Linked DNA regions of Homo sapiens: region 2 is linked to region 1. Evidence: read pairs that join two places in POLR2A ChIA-PET (ENCODE). Cell type or tissue: GM12878. All regions are shown on one strand. Links, peaks and the distances in the headings refer to the core of each region. The heading gives the core; the rest is flanking DNA.

What was found. ChIA-PET counts read pairs that join two places held together with the same protein. Peaks named below come from ENCODE experiments on the same cell type or tissue, not always from the same donor. Only the 100,000 strongest peaks of a DNase experiment are listed, where the experiment ranks them.
Region 2: POLR2A ChIA-PET joins it to region 1 with 7 read pairs; 4 of 35 experiments call an interaction of 5 or more read pairs at or near these places.

Annotation. Positions count from the first base shown.
Region 1 is chr6:137,118,576-137,123,967 of GRCh38, reverse strand. No RefSeq gene overlaps it. Among named protein-coding and RNA genes, the nearest start is that of IL22RA2, 52 kb to the left of the region's middle. RefSeq lists an enhancer at 2,247-2,416. In GM12878, for the core only: no CTCF peak of the experiment used is centred there; no DNase peak of the experiment used is centred there; H3K4me3 peaks cover 664 bases; H3K27ac peaks cover 4,087 bases.
Region 2 is chr6:137,198,522-137,203,913 of GRCh38, reverse strand. IFNGR1 (interferon gamma receptor 1) reads left to right here. Exons shown (of 7, transcript NM_000416.3): 5 at 229-415; 6 at 2,906-3,033; 7 at 5,275-5,392. Among named protein-coding and RNA genes, the nearest start is that of IFNGR1, 18 kb to the left of the region's middle. In GM12878, for the core only: a CTCF peak has its summit at 1,645 (motif pointing right); no DNase peak of the experiment used is centred there.

The sequences.
Region 1 (5,392 bases), core at 187-5,186:
AAGTGATTCTCCTGCCTCAGCCTCCTGAGTAGTTTGGATTACAGGCGCCCGCCACCACACCTGGTTAATTTTTGTATTTTTAGTAGAGACGGGGTTTCATCATCTTGGCCAGGCTGGTCTCGAACTCCTGACCTCGTGATCCACCTGCCTTGGCCTCCCAAAGTGCTGGGATTACAGGCATGAGCCACCATGCCCGGCCCATCATTTGTCTTAATTAAGTCTTGCCTCACTGGATATTGGGGAGAAGTCTAGTTTCAAGAGTTCATGTCTTTTCTGGACAGTCTGACAGTAGTCTAAGTAATGCCCACTCAGAAGCCATGTCTGCGTGAGTCCAGTCTTGGAAGTAACAATAAGTGTAGAAGTTTCTGGTAGAGTCCTTTCCACTAAATTTCTGAAACTATCCTTTTTTGATAAAGATCCATTTCTAGAGTTGTAGCTTATAGCAGAGGCTTCAGGCAAGTATAAGAGAAGGGCTGAGACCACTGGTTTATAAGAAGACAGACTGGCTGCAGTTAGTATAATAACTAACAAAATCAGAATGAAGGAAAGTAAAATTTTCTACTAGGGTATAATACATAATTGCCTTCTGAGGATTTGATCAATATTTCCCCTGAAGATAAGAATAGTCTATAAACAGTTAGAATTGTTAACAAATATCCAGGGCTTTCCAATCCATCCTGCCAAGTTGTAACAAGCTCTGAAACACACTTATCAGTAGGACTTTACCAGCACAGAACTAACCTAGGAACAGCTGAGCCTCATTTATTTAACCTTTTCCATGAAGCTGTCATGATAGCGTTGAACGAGTTAAGAAAAATAGACCACCCCAAAACTAATTATTTTTAGCCCCCCTCTTTTTATAAAGTTTAATTTAAAAAATCAATTTTTAATCTGGGAAGAACCTCAGAGGAACCACATAGTTTGTTTAGTGCAAAACGTTTTTAAGAAAAAAATTTTATGAATCTAAGATCTGATCTTGGGAAGGCAAAACTGAAACAACACAAGTGGATGGTTTCTAGTTCAGAGCATTACACAGGTGCTAGTGATCAGCGTATAGCCATAGTAGGTGGTTTGGCCCCTTATTAATAAGAGGCTCATGTAGCATTTAAAAATAAACCCAACAGAAGGTAACACCATCGTAGGAAAACTTAGCTTACTCAGAAGTAACTTTTATTCTTTGCTTGCTTGCTTACTTGTTTGTTTAATAATCAAGAACAGGCCAGGTACAAATGACTCATGCCTGTAATCTAGACACTTTGGGAGGCGAAGGCAGGAGGATTGCTTGAGGCCAGGGGTTCACAGTTACAGTGAGCTATGATCATGTCACTGCACTCCAGCCTTGGTGACAGAGCGAGAACCTGTCTTTAAAAAACAAACAAACAAAAAACAAACCAAAGTCAGCATAAAGCATAGAAAGTTATTTTGATGAGATATGTAATCTCTGCCATTTGAAATAACACAAAGGTAAAGGATAATTTACTACCTCTTAATAAGCACAGACTGAGGACTGCAAGTCCAACTTATCACATTTTAACAGAGGAAAAAATTTATAGTCTTGCATTAACACGGTATTCATGTGTTTTCTTTTTTAAAAAAATCTTACAAACAAACCTGTCAAAATTGAGCCAACTTTGCCAAAACTTTTAGCACATTGTGTTGCTTCTTTTCAGATTCATTTACCTTTAGGTATTAATCCAAGGCAAATAAAATTCTCTTTCTGCAAGCCTTCTATAAACCTTAAATATCATATCAGGTTTTTTCTTTACTACTTCTTTAACAAGATGCTCTCCTATAAGAAAGTCTACTCTTTCTCTTCCTTGCTAAATAATAACTCATCCCATTATTACCTAGATTCTACATTCATACTTCTCTGCCTCCACTTTACTTAGGATAGTCTCAACCACATAGAGTAATCATAACTTTTAAACAAAGTAATTAATTTCTCTTTCATGGAAAACTCTGGAAGACAGGACATTGAGAACTGTCTTTCGTACACTAGCATTTTAGCAGACCAGCAAAGCTCACAATGTGTGTGTGTGTGTGTGTGTGTGTATAGTATCTGCCAAAGAAGAATAGATCTTTGTCATTCCAACAGAGATGACAAAAAAAGTCAGTGCATAGAACCAGATCTCCATCCACTGCTGCCACAAAAGGAGAGTAACAGATTAGCTGTGCACAAGCCAGACTCACATGTACACAGGGTGGCGATCTCAGTAGAGACAGGCTGGGTATGTATTAATACTAGTCCCTGAACTTCAGTGAAAAAATAAATATGGACCAAACTTAAATTAGACAAGGCATAATTGGATGAATAGATGTAGCTCAGAACAGAAACAGAAACAAAAACAAAAACAGACTTGAAGAAGGGAAAAGAACAGAGAAACAGAGCCAGCAGGGTAAGTGTTTATTGCTGCTTGAGATTGTCTCCAAGAGCACAAGAAATACCTGGCATCAATCAGTGCAAAATTCAATAAGCCTAATTAATTTCAGAAGGGGAGTTTCCTGGGACATCTATGTGGAATCTCCAAAAATTGTCAAAGTACAATATTCAGTTAAAACAGATCTCCCAGCCTCATGAATATAACACATGTTAAAGATTTATTGAACTCATTATTAATGAAGGAATCAGCAGAAAGTTAAAGCTGGTTTAGTTCCTGCTTATGGTTTCAAATTGCTTTTCTCTAATCAACATCCTTTTAATACCGTCCTTTTTCTGTTTAAATTACCCAGATTTGGTTTCTGCTGCTTACACCTAAGAGACCAGCCTACTACATAAATTAGTACCATCACTGGTTCCAAATAACAGGCCTTGAGAGACAGAGAAAATTTGTGTGTATATTTTAGCCTTGTTAGAGCTGAGGGCAGTGAAAACATAGGTAAGAGATGGGACACTAGAAGCTAATGCTTGCCTTTAATCAAATTTCCTCTATGATACCCTGGAATAAAATGTCCCTTGAAGTCAAGGCTTTAGAGGAATGAAGGGAGGTATTGTCTCTAGAAGATTTAAAAGCTCTAATACAAACAAATGGAAGTTTGTTTGACTTTTATTACCATGTGCCTGTATACTCATTCACTAGCTTTTTTGGTCTGAAAAAAAGTAAGTGGGTTTTGGAAAATGACAAAGAGTAATTGTAGGTTTAATCAGGTAGTAACTCCTGTTATAGCTGCTGTTGAAAAAACAGTCATTGATTGGAGAAAGTCAACACAACCTCTGAAAACCAGTATGCAGCTTTTCATCAGGCAAATCTATTTTTCTCTATTTTAGTCAATATAGAACACCAGAAACACACCTTCAGGAGAGAACTGGAGTGCTCTACCATCTGCAGGACATGGCACTGTCTACTGCTCAGAGGAGACTGGGCTGACAGAGCTGGAGAGCCAGAAGTAACCCTCACCCACATGATTTAGTAGGATACGTGTGTGCCAGAGGGAAGGAAATAAAATTCATAAAATTCAGGAACCTACCCAATCAGTCAAGTCCTAGGAGGTTCAGCACACTGTGAGATACCCTCTGAATTAAGTGACATGTCGCTATCCTTTTTACCCCCTACCATTAAAAAAGGTCACTCGGTGGACCTCCTCAGGGTTTGGAAGCAACATTTGGTTTACAGTCCCTTGCGTTTACTAGATGAATTGAAAATTTTTGTATTTGAGTTCAGCCCAGAAAAAGAGATGACTTTTCTAGTTCATACTGCCAACAAGCAGCTCAGCCACTTGGTTCTTAAGTCCCAGAAGAACTAATTCACTGTATTCTGTGGACAAGTTGAAAATTAACAACTGCCAACACACCCTATAGACGTGGTGAGGTAAGAAATAGGAAAGAAAATTAAATATATATCTCTCATATATTCACACATATATAATATTATATATATTTACATATAGATTCATGTAATTTTTAATTCATTTTTTAAACTTAAAAAATATATAAGTTTACATACACACATATGTGTAGTATTAGGTTTGTGCAAAAGTAATTGTGGTTTTCTTGCGGGAATCAGGAGGACTAGAGAGACCACGGGGAAGAGCAGGATGATTTTATTGAGTGCAATCAGACCCAGTGGATGATCATCCAGAGACTGGGCCCAGAACAAAGACAGACTTGACTTGTATACACACTTCTAAAAGAGGGTGGGCTAGCCTGAAACAAGCTTACAGTGGCACAAAGCATAGTGGCATGAAAGCAAGGATACAGGGCAGAACAAAGGCAGTTAATCAAATTGTGACAGGTACATAACCCAGAATTACACATGACCTTTGCTATGCAGCCCAGATGGCTGTTATCTAGACTTTGCTCTAGTGCCTTGCACAGGCTTATCTCATAACCTTTGCTATGGTGCCCAGGGAGCTGTAGTTCAGGCCTGCTCAGACAGCTCAGGACCTTCACTGTACCACTTAGATAAAACAGAATATTTGAAGTTACTAGTTACAGAGAACAGGAATCTATAAACTCATACCATAAGAGAAAGGAAAATTTGTTTTTCTCCTCCCAAGGTTGAGGGAGTGCTGGGAGAGTCTCCAGAGCACATTCCTTTGAGCCCTGGCTTCCCAGATAGTGTTTATCGAGGCTTTTCCTGGGTCTGGGCTGTGCCTGTTGCTGCCCCTGGGATAAGTCAGCCTAATACAGGAAAGCTTATTTCTTTTTCTTTTTAATTTTTTTTCTTTAATTTCCACCTCAGTTTTCGCCAGTGCTTTTTATCTTGGTCTCTGCTGAATCCTCAAGACCTGAAACCAACACATAATTGGTGCTTGTTAAATATGTGTTGAAGGATTGCGATTGAATAAATTATTGATCAGATTTTAGCCAGGGCCAGATTTCAGTTTTAGAAACATTACTCTGGCTGTAATATGAAAGTTAGATAGAGGAGGTAACACTAGAGAGGAGACCAAGCAGGAAGTCGGTGGCAAACCCTGACAGTAGACACACAGCCACGGCTTCCAAGGTTTTGGACTAAAATCCCACCCTCTTCAGCAAATAACTAGTCTCATTCTGGAAAATGTCTACTGTCTTATTACTCCCCTTGAGGGAGGCTGAAAGCCTGACCTCGGGGTCCCCTGGGACCATGTGGCCCACACTTCTCATCATGAATGGGTCTTCTCTGGACCATCAAGCCATGAAGCAGGAGGAGCATAGCAAGACTGGATCCAATCTTACAGCACAAATAAGACTGCAGGATGTCAAGGATCAATGGACAAGGTGACCCACTCAGTGGACGTGTGACCTAGTCAGTCTCTTTCCCAGACACCCTGGTGTTTTCTCAATGTGTTCGTGAGCAAATGTCTGTGCAATAGGGATGGGGGTCCCACATGGCTCAGAAGAGCACAGGCCTCCTCTCACTGAGGCTGACCTGGCTGCTGCAGGCCTGAGTGTCCCATCAACCAATGGCAGGAA
Region 2 (5,392 bases), core at 1-5,000, 80 kb before region 1:
AATTTGAGTTTTTAAATTTACCATTTTTATAAGGAATATAACAGATGCATAGTATCGTGCTGTGTTGAAGTAACAAATTGACTTATTGATAGTAAAGCTATTTTTAGACATGTTCAAGTCAATCATATATATTTCTTCAGTTGTTTGACCAGGACTAATATGGTGATTTTTTTTTTTTTTCAGATTAAAAGAAGCTGTGCATTTTCACTGTTTTCTTTTTTCATCTAGATCCAGTATAAAATACTCACGCAGAAGGAAGATGATTGTGACGAGATTCAGTGCCAGTTAGCGATTCCAGTATCCTCACTGAATTCTCAGTACTGTGTTTCAGCAGAAGGAGTCTTACATGTGTGGGGTGTTACAACTGAAAAGTCAAAAGAAGTTTGTATTACCATTTTCAATAGCAGTATAAAAGGTAAGTTCTTGCCATTTTTTTTCTAAATATAGAGGGAGCAGTAACTAAAATAGGATCATGTGAGGAAAGCAAACTCATTTGCAGTTTCAAAAGATCTGTTTTAACAATATTCATTTGCATTAGTTCCATTCCTTAGAGAAGTTCAAAATTAAAAATAAAGCAGTTTCTCACACATTTAAAGATATAGAACAACTAATTTGGAAAGCCATGTGATGGCCCCTTGACCCAGGAAAGAAAAAATATATAATAAGTACATAAAACTACACAAATGTTTGCATTTCAGGATTATGAATTATAAGTCAGTTTGTTACTTCACCATAGCAAGATGTTGTGAATCCACTAAAATGTTCTTTATGGGGATTGTAATTTAAAGACTGAAGAGCAGGAACGATCACTGGTTACAACTGTATGACGTGGACTGGACAAAGACTCGAGATTAATATCCAAAAAAGTTTATAGATGGGTTTGAATAATAGATAATGGGTCATTTTTATAACATTTTACAATAATTAATTTTATTTCATCTTTTAATGTGGGGGGTGGGGAGGTAGAGATATATATGCTAGAACTTGAACTTTAGAACTGTTACTCTCAGGTGTCAGGAACCTTAAAGAAGTTTGGACTTTTCTTTGCAGTTAGGAAATGTAAGTGTTCATTATAGATAATTTATAAAATATGAAAAACCAGAAGAAAACAAAATAATCTGTAGTTCTACCATGCAAAAATACCCCATTATTCACAGTTTGATATTTTCTTTAGTTTTTCTACATAGACATGATCATATTGTATAGTATATATGATTTTGTGTATTGCTTTAAGCATATATTGTAACTCATGCTTTGATGATTATCTTTGTGTGTGTGTGTGTGTGTGTGTGTGTGTGTGTGTGTGTGTGTATACATATATTTTTTTCCTTAGGATTTTTTTAGAATAGATTTCATAGGTTTAAAATTTTATGATGCAAGTATATTTTCGAGGAATGGAAATATAGGCTGAAGAGCCAGAACAAACACCTAAAATTCAATACTAATAACTTCAAGCCATTATATGAAGGTTTCAAATAGGTGATTTAAAGCAGTGCAATGCATTTTATGCTAATTTTCGTTATGCTATTTGAAAAATAAAACCCTTCTTAATGCTCAAAATTTGAAATAATGCAAATGCCGCAGATTTGTTTTTAGCCTGAATTATACACTGCACTGATAGTATGGCCACACGGTGGCATTGCCGTGGCTCCTGAGCAGCAGCCCTGCCTGCTTGCCTCAATGCCTTGCAGCCAGCACTTGCTCAGCCCGTGGGACTTCTAACAGCACTAATGTTGGTTTTGTAGTTATTTTCCTTTTTACTTTTGTAATGATTTAACTTTTTTCACACCCTGTAATAAGCGTAATAGAAGCATTCATTAGTAACTTCCATAGTTAGAAAATTCTGGGTAACAAAATGCCCTAAAGGATGCCGGACATTGTCACAGTATGTTAGAGTGCTGTTAATTTGGAAGAGAGAACTATGAAAAAAAAAAAATACTGAAGATTGTGCTGCAAAAATAAAAGGCAGCATTACAGCAAAGTACACAATGGTGATTCTAGATGTATGTGCTTGGAAACAAATCTTTCCTATTTTATATTATTTATGTCTGGTTTATAACTAAGGGGACTTTATTCCTGTGCAGCATTGCTGTGTGCATGTACATCTGTGAAGCTTTATAAGTATTTGCAGTCGTGAAATAAATGTAACAGGAAATTCTGAGGAGTGGGGCTAAATCATCTTAAGAGCAATAAACATTGCCAGAATTTCTTTCTTTTTTTTTTTGTTGTTTTGTTTTGTTTTGAAATGGAGTCTCGCTCTGTCACCAGGCTGGAGTCCAGTGGCACAATCTCAGCTCACTGCTACCTCCACTTCCCAGGTCCAAGCGATTCTCCTGCCTCAGCCTCCCACGTAGCTGGGACTACAGGCGCATGCCACCACACCCAGCTAATTTTTGTATTTTTAGTAGAGATGGGGTTTCACCATGTTGGCCAAGATTGTCTCGATCTCTTGACCTCGTGATCCGCCCACCTCGACTTCCCAAAGTGCTGGGATTACAGGCTTGAGCCACTGTGCCCAGCTGCCAGAATTTGTTTCTAAGGAGAGGTATTTTTAAAATTATTCTTTTGCATTTTTAACCGAAAGAAATGCATAACCCTGGAAACACACTGTATGTAGGGCTGTAAGGAAATTATTGTAGAAAAGCTATTTTAACTATGTTGTGTCATAGTAGAATAGTCCCAGAAAGTTCTAGAATTGCAGAGCTGGGAAGAACCATATTGCTATCTAAGACAGATACCTAATTTTTTACTCAGATTTCCTAACTTCTGCTTCCTTCAGTGTTCTTTAAAACTCTGGCCCTATTCACTAATTTGTAAATCTATTCAAGAATGGCACTAAGACTTTTTGATAGATAATAGCAGTATTCCATCTTAATTGTAACTTGTGATTTCTGCCTTTTTTAAGGTTCTCTTTGGATTCCAGTTGTTGCTGCTTTACTACTCTTTCTAGTGCTTAGCCTGGTATTCATCTGTTTTTATATTAAGAAAATTAATCCATTGAAGGAAAAAAGCATAATATTACCCAAGTCCTTGGTAATGTATTTAATTTTTTTATATACACTAAAAAGTTAACTTGAACCTTTTTTGATAGTTTCTTAAATTATGTTTTTAAAGTAGAATGATATTCAACAAGATGTCACCTGCCATCAATCAGTCAGTCTACCACACATGCAAAATCACATACTGTGTCTTTTGCTGTGCAGCAAGTATTTTGTTTTTTTTTTTATTCTCAGGGAAAAACACGGTGAGACAATTCTGTTAAAGATCTTAAAGTCTAGGGGGAAGAAAAGATAAATATACATTGGCTATATAACGTGTGATAGATTCAAAGATTTATACCTGAGCCCATGAGGACTTTGTCCAGCTTTGGGGTGGGGTTAGTCATGGCTTTTCCAGAGGCAATGCCTGAGCAGTCTTGAGGGACATACAGGAGTTTAGGCACTAGGGGACAGAATGTGCTGAGGTCCAGAGCCAAGAAAGCATGACTTTGAAAGCTCTGCAAATACAGAAACACTTCATTATGGTTGGAGTATGAAAGGAAAGTTGGCCAAAAATGAGACTAACGTAGGAGTTTGACGATTTTAATGTCCAACATTTCAAAGCCTTTGATGTAAAGAACATTTAAAGGTAACAGAATAGTATCTATTTGAGTCAAATATGACAGGAATAATATCTGTGATGCTCAAAGGGCACATTAAAATTTGCTATAAACTACCTTTAAAGTGGATAAGAACTCTCAACAGTTAGTAGTCAACTCACAAATGAATTATAATATTTTATTCTTACTAGTAATTAAGCACAAAGTAACCTTGCAGTATGCCATTTTACACGCGCTAGAGAAGAAAAAAGAAACCTGGATATCCAGTAGTACCAGCAGTAGCATAACGGGTAAATGCTGGTGAAAAGTAATCTAGCCCTGGTAAGAATAAAAGCACACAGTGGGTATTCAGTGTAATAGTGACGTAAACATACCATTTCTTTGATATGGTCACTCCACTCTTAAAAAATGTATTATAAGGAAATAATTTCATAAATAAAAAGATGTACAGGATATTTAACATGTTCCATAGCTAGTAAAAATTGGAAACATTTCCCCATCTATTAAATTATTTATCAGTATAAAGAAATAATATGAGCTACTAAAAATTATAATGATGAAGGCAAGTAATGAGAATATTACTTAAGTAGATGTGCCCACTTTGTAAACATAATGTGCGTACATGTGGAAGATAATTGTATTAGGATTCTCTAGAGGGACAGAACTAATGGAATATATATATAAAGATATATATATAATACCAAATAAACTCCCCTTTATATAAATCTATATTTTATATATTATATATTATATATATTTTATATGTTATATAATATATATTATATATTATATATAATATATTATAAATTATATATTTTATATAATATATTATAAATTATATATTTTATATAATATAAGTTATATATTTTATATATTATATTATAAATTATATGTTTATATAATATATTATAAATTATATATTTTATGTAATATAAATTATATTTTATATAATATATTATAAATTATAAATTATATATTATATATTATAAATTATATATTATATAATATATATTAATTATATTTTTCATATATATATATATAAAGGGGAGTTTATTTAGTATTATTTAGTATTAACTCACACGATCAGAGGTCCCACAATAGGCCATCTGCAGGCTGAGGAGCAAGGAGAGCCAGTCCAAGCTCCAAACTTGAAGAATTCAGAGTCCGATGTTCAAGGGCAGGAAGCATTCAGCATGGGAGAAAGATGTAGGCTGGGAGGCTAGGCCAGTCTCTCTTTTCACATTTTTCTGCCTGCTTACATTCTAGCCATGCTGGCAGCTGATTAGATTGTGCCCATTCGGGTTAAGGGCGGGTCTTCCTTTCCCAGCCCACTGACTCAAATGTTAATCTCCTTTGGCAGCACCCTCACAGACACACCCAGGATCAATACTTTGTATCCTTCAGTCCAATCAAGTTGACACTCAGTATTAACCATCACAGTAACGTACAAAAAGCAACATATATTAGTAAGATATCTGATGGCTTTTTAAAAATTCTAAAACTTTGTTTTTAATATTACTATGGGACCTTTCATTAAAAAGAAATGGCAACATCTGATTCACCCATTATCCTAAATGTGCCATTTGGTGGTCCATTACTTCAGACCTTTGTTTTTTTTGAGGGTAGGCACTTAAGCTTAACAATTTTTTATCTTTAATCAATTTTTCTCCCCATAGATCTCTGTGGTAAGAAGTGCTACTTTAGAGACAAAACCTGAATCAAAATATGTATCACTCATCACGTCATACCAGCCATTTTCCTTAGAAAAGGAGGTGGTCTGTGAAGAGCCGTTGT